Regions from separate parts of the Homo sapiens genome. Here region 2 is linked to region 1. The links are chromatin loops, found by intact Hi-C in ENCODE. Cell type or tissue: psoas muscle. All regions are shown on one strand.

Evidence for each region. Peaks named below come from ENCODE experiments on the same cell type or tissue, not always from the same donor. Only the 100,000 strongest peaks of a DNase experiment are listed, where the experiment ranks them.
Region 2: it touches region 1 in a loop (6-fold over the local background); 2 of 110 quality-filtered maps call a loop at or near these places.

The regions. Positions count from the first base shown.
Region 1 is chr16:5,614,777-5,618,776 of GRCh38, reverse strand. LINC01570 (long intergenic non-protein coding RNA 1570) reads left to right here and starts at 2,527. Exons shown (of 3, transcript NR_110902.1): 1 at 2,527-2,651. It also overlaps a transcript of RBFOX1 not described here. In psoas muscle, a CTCF peak has its summit at 2,477 (motif pointing right); no DNase peak of the experiment used is centred here.
Region 2 is chr16:5,665,002-5,669,001 of GRCh38, reverse strand. It overlaps a transcript of RBFOX1 not described here. Among named protein-coding and RNA genes, the nearest start is that of MIR8065, 35 kb to the right of the region's middle. In psoas muscle, no CTCF peak of the experiment used is centred here; no DNase peak of the experiment used is centred here.

The DNA of each region.
Region 1 (4,000 bases):
ACTAACCTGATTTACCTTCCTGAGCTGGCTTCAACCTGACCCAAAATGAGAATTTCAAAGGGATGGATGGTGTTCATGGGCATTTCTTTCTTTTAAAACAGTTTTTTTGAGGTATAACTTACGTACAAAAATCTACAGCCAGCTGGGCGCGATGGCTCACGCCTGTGATCCCAGCACTTTGGGAGGCCGAGGCAGGCAGATCACAGGGTCAGGAGATCGAGAACATCCTGGCTAACACGGTGAAACCCCAACTCTACTAAAAATACAAAAAATTAGCTGGGCGTGATGGCGGGCGCCTGTAGTCCCAGCTACTTGGGAGGCTGAGGCAGGAGAATGGCGTGAACCTGGTGGGTGGAGCTTGCAGTGAGCCGAGATCGCACCACTGCACTGCAGCCTGGGTGACAGAGCGAGACTCTGTCACACACACACACACACAAAAAAAAAAAATCTGCAGCCATCTCCTGTATATGATTGGATGAATCTGGACTCATGCATATACCCACACAGCCATCATCACAGCAAAGGAAACAGATGTATGCATCAGGTCAGGATTCCATCTCTATGACTCTCAGAAACGAACAAAATTTACCAAAGGAAAGAGACGACAGAGTAGGGAGAGCTGTTGGTGGACGGGCAGTGGGAAGACTTCCAGGAGATAAAAATACTTTACATCATGATCTGAGTGGTAGTAATCCAGAGATACACAGATGTAAAAATTCATAATGTTGTGTACTCCAGATTTGTATAATTTATGTTATGTAAGTTATACCTCAATGTTTAAAATTGCCAACCATTTCCTGGGTACCTTCTGCATGCCAGAGCTTGAACAAAAGACTGATGGCTTGAACAATACCCTCCTAGTAGATACCAGGTAAGAGTGTTACCTTTCATAATGTCACAGATAAGCTTCGGAAATGCTGCCTAGGGGAAGGAGAGACACTCTCATCATCTATTCTTCTATTAAATATAAATGGCTACCTGACCTGGGCTCTGCAACAAATCAAAGAGCAAACCTTGTTTTTCCCGTTCACAGCATTAGCTTAGGAATATGGAGAGACAGAAATAAAGACAAGACAGAAAAAACACTAGCTTTCCAGGGTATAGTCCTCAGAAACAACTCATTTTCACTGAATACCTGAGAATAAAGACAGCTTGATTACAGTAAGATTGGCAAAACCCAAAGAATGCAGAAGACATATGCACCTGTCTTTTTCCACAATGCTGTGCTAGCATTTCTGGACTTCAATGGACGCTACTGTGTACAGGACACCCTTAAAGGAGGGGAACAAGCCTGATGATTGGAGAACACAGAGTCCCAGGCAGACAGAAACAGCTTCTGGGGTTTTTGACTCAGTGCAAGGCTGGCTTTGACTGCTGAGCACCCGGGATGGGAACCAGAGAAGACTGAGCCAGAAAACTCGTGAAGACCTCAGGACCATGGGTAGCAGGAATAAGTGCTCACAGGCTAGTCCGAAGGGCAGCATTGAACCTGAGTCTTCAAAGTGAATGGGAGCTTTCCAGGTAGGGAAGTTAGAGGAATGCCATGTGCTAAAGATTCTGGGGTCAAAGTCGGAAGTGAGGGGATGTTGGCACAGAGCCTCAAAATGCATTTGTTAAATCTGTGCGTGCATTCATGAATGAATGAGGGAGGGAGGGACGGACGGAGGGAGGGAAGGAGGGAGTGAGGGAGGGAATGGATGGCTAGATCTGAGGGAAATTTCAACCCCTCAGCAACCGCAGCTGGGACTCATGATCTAGTCTCTAACTCAGGAACTGCCCTCCGGCCAGTTTCACTTGGAACAAATAAGGGTACTGCCAATAAGTATCTATTTAATTAAAAGAAAGCTGGCTGAGCCAAAGTGAGGGGGTGGAAAAAGAGGCAGGGGAGAAAGGAGGAAGGGGAGGGGTGGGGAAGGGAGGATGAGGAGCAAAGGAGGAGAAGAAAGAGAAAGAAGAGGATGGAGGAGGGGGAAGAGAGGAGAAGGAGAAAGAGGAGGAAAATAGGGGAGAAGGGGGGACAGGAGAGGGAGAAGGGACAGGAGGAGGAGAGGGACAGAAAGAGGTGGGGAGGACAATAGCAATCAGGGGGCGGAAGATAAAGGGGAGGATGAGGGGGAGGAAGCAGAGGAGGAGGGGTGAGGAGGAGGAGGGAGAGAGAGAAGAGAGAGGGAAGAGGAGGAGGAGGAGGGAGAGGGAGAAGGGAGAGGGAAGAGGAGGAGGAGGAGGGAGAGGAAAGGGAAGAGGGCAGACAGCGGCATCTCCAAGAGCTCGTATTCACGGTGGCAGCAGTTCAGTGGGAAAATCAAGGGCACTGTGACACAAGAACCTCCTGCTCTAACAAGCCAGATGCTCCTCTGAGCCAAGGCTCTCAGGAGCAGCGCCTGGACCTCGCTGGCCAGCACCGCAGACAAGCTGGGCCCAGAGATGAGCTCCCTCCCAGGGGCGGTGTCCGGAGTGACAGCTCCAGGAAGCGGCCACCAGGTGGCGTGTGCGCCTTACTTCCTTCCCAGGTTTCCAGCCGCGGGAGGCAGAGGGTGGTGCTGGGGTTCCAGGAAGCCGAAGGTCCTTTCACAGATGGACCGTTAAGCCAGCCCAGGGGACGGCAGAGCAGCCTGAGGGAGCAAGAACTGTCACCACGGTCTGCCCGCGAAGTAGGTCCACACTGTCCCTTGCAGGTCAGGGCTTAGCTTACAGGTGCTCCCAGAGAGACCCCGGAGCAGGGAGGGGAGTGGAGAAGAGCTCTGGGTTCAGATCTGATCTTGACCACAACAGACGGTTCAGGTTCAAACCATGCTTCCTGGAGACGCCTCTCAGCCCAACTTCAGAGGGGAAAGAAGCGTTCCCATTAACAGAAGCTCCACTGTGACCCGTTTTAAGCACTGAACAGCGGTGCCACAAATAATTGGGGAGAAAAAAAAGTCCACAGCTTAAAAAAGCATTGAAGACCCCATTGCTAACACTGGTGGGCTCCCATCATGGGGCAGAAACCCAGATAGGCACTCATCATCTGGGGTCCTTTTTCCTAACGGGGTCCCCCAAGTTGATCCAGGCTCAGGTCCCACAAAATGTGGATCTGCCCCCTTCTTGACACATAGAAACGGCTCGATCCAAAGTGGCTGACCAGCAAGATAGGATGGCCTCCATTTTGCAGATGACAAGACTGAGGTTCAAGGACCTATGGGAACAGGACGGAGCTGGGACTCCCACCACATCTTCAGATTGGCAGCCAGCTGCCTTGTCAAAATACCACTCCAATGTCCCTCCTGTCCTCATGTCTATGGGGAGAGGCTAAAGGCTAATAAGGTGCCTGTTCAGATAAACGTAGCTGTCTTCAGAGCAAGTAGACTTGAGCAGTACACACCACTCACTCTTCGAAGCTCTAGGGTCTATCAAGCACACATCAAAAAGTGGCAGCTTTGCCTCTTAGCTTGTCAAAAAAACTCAGCTGCTGGGTGCAGTGGCTCCTTTCTGTAATCCCAGTGCTTTGGGAGGCCAAGGCAGGAGGATCAATTGAGTCCAGGAATTAGAGACAAGCCTGGGCAACATAGTGAGACTCCATCTGTACAAAAATGAAGATAGCCAGATGTGGGAGCATGCACCTGTAGTTCCAGCTACTTGGGAGGCTGGGATGGAAATATCACTTAAGCCCAGGAGTTCAAGGCTGCAGTGAGCTATGACGGCACCACTGCATGCCAGCCTGGGTAACAGAGTGAAACCCCATCTCAAAAACAAACAAAACTGAGCTGAATGCTACACACTTTCTGTTGCCCATCATCATGGAAATCTGGGTGCAAAGCTCTGACCCCACCCATCTCTCATCACTCTTCTCTTCCAAGTACCTCTCACAGCTCATGGACCAAACCCCCACCCTCCCTGTGTTCTTCCTCCTCTGTCATGTCATGTAAGTCAACGGGTGTGCACTGTCCTTTTCTCTAAACGATAAGCATATTATCTTGGCCAGGAATGAATGTCGGATGTTTTTGTTTTTAATTTGTGCACC
Region 2 (4,000 bases), 50 kb before region 1:
TTTTCATTTAAATTCTGTAATGTATCATGAATACTACTACATAGGCATCCTGCTGGAGCAATGCTCCCCCTAACCAAAGCCTGAGTATCCATCTCCAAAACTGTGAACTGAGATAAGCAAGCTAGGGAGAATCTAATGCTGAAGGAGTCAAAAGTGTGCTCCACCCACCACCTCTCCAGCAACTTCAGACCAGCTACGAGCATTTCCGAGATAATGGTGAATGACCTCATATGTTAGACCAGGCACCTAAAACAAAAGTGGGAGGGAGGAGAGGAGGAGCCTGCTGTCAACAGACTTGTCACATACAGAGACATCTTGATGATAGGGGAAAGGAGAGGAAGAAACTGCTGGTTTGGTTAAAATGAAGAGTTATGCATAACACACCTACCTGTCACTTCCCCCAAAGCCTTCCCAGGCTGCAGTTTAATCTGAAGAGGAAAACAGTCCAGCCTCAGTCCACCCTGTTAATGCTCCCAAATAACAGATTGCTCTATTAAGTACTTTCCAGCAGTGCCAGTGGTTATCAGAACCACCTCTGATGATTTTGGCTACCAGTGAAGTCTTTTTGAAGCACTTCTCTTTCTCACAGGTTTCTAAAGCTCTGTGTTAAGGTCGGGAAAAAGAGATGATTTTTTGCTTCAAGGCTTATTCAGCTCAGAGATGACCTTAATTATATATTTTAGCAATTCTTTTTTTTTAAATTGGTGTTTTTGTTGTTTTTGAGATGGAGTCTCGCTCTGTTGCCCAGGCTGGAGTGCAGTGGTATGATCTCAGCTCACTGCAACCTCCGCCTCCCGGGTTCAAACAATTCTCCTGCCTCAGCCTCCTGAGTAGCTAGGACTATGGGCACATGCCACCATGCCTAGCTAATTTTTGTATTTTTAGTAGAGACAGAGTTTCACGATATTGATCAGGTTGGTCCTGAATTCCTGGCCTTTTAAAGCATGCTTGTTGGTGATGTGGTTGTTGGAATTTTTTTTTTTCCTGGTGGACAAAATGGTGTATTTCTAGAAATGCCTCATTAAGAAGCCAACCAGGGCAACTGCTGCCATCCCCTCAAAGTGGTCTACAGGTAGATCTCTCAGTCTTTGCAGAGACATCCTTGCCACAGGCAGTTTCGCTGCATCAATAAGCTCATCCCCACTTCACTATAAAGTCTCATTACCAGAAATATCCTCTTGGTGAACCTGGGGAGATGATAAAGGGGTTATTTAGTTTTATTCTTCCTACTTTGAAATTCCTGGCTTGGTGCTAGAGCTAAGCAAAAAGAAAAACTAATTCTAATAGTTTCACCTGCAGAAACACCAACTAGAAAGGATAAATGAAAAGATATCCAGAGATCAATCAGAAAAATAAGAAAATCCAAAGAGAGTTTGTTCAACCCGAATATACAAGCAAGATACATAGAATTTTCAAGTACACTTCTAGTACAGGCCACAAAGGAAATCAAGAATATTTTTAAGTTGATGAACTAATGGACCTCGCTCACTCACATCAATCCTAGAAAACTACAAGTAACCCAAAACCAATCCCAAAAACTATCTGCATACTTGCTAATTTTAAAATATATTTCTAAACAGAAAATCAAAATAGAAATTAATAAACAATGTAGAACCAAATGGCAATGTGCCATAGAGCAAACGTGACAGGACACAGCCAAAGTTGTTCTCAGGGGAAAATGTATAGCCTTACATGTACGTATTAGAAAATAAGAAAGGGCAAATAGCTATAGCTTGAACTCAGGAATCTTGGGGGTGGAGAGAGTGGAGAATGAAATAAACCCTAAGAAAATACAAAAACATAATAAAGAGAAAACAAAATGTTAATGAAGCCAAAAACTAAGTAAGCAACAACAAAAACACTGGGGTATACCCATAAAGACAAACGACTTTACTTTATAAATAATAGTGAAATAGGGAATGACCTATCCTGAAGGTAGACGGCAGAACAGGCATCTTATCAACCTCAAATGAAATTTGAGGACTCCGGAAGCAGCCCTTGGGAAAACAAGCCCAACCCTCAGAGGCCTTGCCCTATTTTTTTCTTCATGTGTCTGGTAGCAGATAGAATGAAACACACAGGGCAATCCACAAAGCAGAGATATACTTAATACATGCAAACTGAGCAGTGGTAAAATCAAGACTCATCCTCCTGGGGCTCAAATGAAAATCCGGAGTTACCCCACAAAAGTCACATCTCTACTACCCTGATGTCTTCACATAACAACTTCATGCTGACTCCTTAAGCAGGAGAAATAGAGATCCATTCCCTACCTAGAAAAAACAGATGGGGAGGAAGATGTGGATTAGAGCTCATCCTTCACATTCTTTATCTATCTAAAGTGGCTGCCCTAGCTCACTGCCAGTCCTATTAGCTGTCTCCTTCTTCTGTGGATTCTATCACAGTCTTTAAGTACACTGTTGGCTTAGGTACGTATTTAATATATCATCTATCTGTTCCAACAGAAACGCAGGCTCCAAAGGAACCTATTTGGTCTGTCTTGTCCATCGCTCTATTTCTGGGATCTAGGATAATGTCTGAGAGATCCAGGGAACAAAGTGAATTCAATGGAATTCAGTGGACCTTGTCATGGGAATAAAAGGAGCACGTAATCTTCCCAGAGGCTCCCGTGAGCTCTGTTCACTGTGCTGAGGAATTGTAAGACCTTCACATTGCTTCACGAGTACCAATGTTGAAGAAAAGAAGAAGGTCACAGAAATGGGATAATGAGGCTCCAATCATGCATTTACTCCACACACTGGGAACTGGACCAGATGCCCCGCGCTCTGCGAAGAACTGCCCTCCCTTTCCTTCCCAGCTGCCTCCGTATCCATGATGGATGTGCCCAAATGTGGCTTGTAAAGGCTCCAGGCAAACGGAACCGGCCCCTGCAAACCTCCCTTGGGGGCATCCTTGCTCTCTGCCATTAGACACGTGGAGAAGCTGACATGTCTGAAAGATTTCTCTTGTAGGCTCTGACTGGTTTGAGTGGGTGGCAGTTTTGACGGCTGGGGCCTGATTATCCCATTCACCCTTTGACATTTCGTCAGCTCTGCTTCTCTCCCAACGCAGGCGTGCCAACAACAGCTTTCAGCAGATGCCTCTCAGAAGCTGAGGCCTGCTGAAAACAGCACCTACTTCTGTGGGCTTTCAGGGCACAGCATGGCTCTGCTCCCACTCAGCAGCACGTGGGTATAAACCCGGGAGCACGACTGTGCCCGAACCCCCTGTGAGGGCCTGAGGGACTGGGGCAGCTGAGTTTTCCAGGATCTGTGCTAAGATCAGGACACTCAGTAAACATGGAGAAACAGTTAGAGGGAATCCAGCCACACATTCATTCATCCACTAAATACTAACTGAGTGCCAACTATCTGCCAAACACTGAACCAGGCGCTGGTTCTCTGATGGTGACTGGTGACCCAAAGGTCCCTGCCCCTGTGGCACTAGCTGGTCAGGGAAACAGCAAACATACAATCCCGTTTAATTTTATCAATGGCGACTATTTCAAGAAATGCAAAAAACAAGGTGGTATGTGGGGAGAACTACTTTTATCAGGAAGGAGGCCAGAGAACAAGGGGTATAAGGGAGAACTACTTTTATCAGGAAGGAGGCCAGAGAAGGCCCATAAGATAGGATGTCCTTAAAGCCAAACCTGGAGGAGGAAAAGGAGCCAGACACTTGGAAAGCAAGAGGCAGACTATTTGGGGCAGAGGGGACATGGATGCAAAGGCTCTGAGACAGAAAAGAGGTTGGCCAGAAGCAGTGGCTCCTGCCTGTAGTCCCAGAAAATTTGAAGACTAAGGTGGGAGGATCGCCTGAGCCCAGGAGTTCGAGGCCAGCCTGGGCAATATAGCAAGACCGCCCCCCCCCATGTAAAAATATCAAAAAGTTAGCCAGCCATGGTGGTGCACACCTGTGGTCTCAGCTACTCGGGAGCCTGGGACGAGAAAATCATTTGAGCATGGGAGGTAGAGGGCTGCAGTGAGCTAGGACTGTGCCA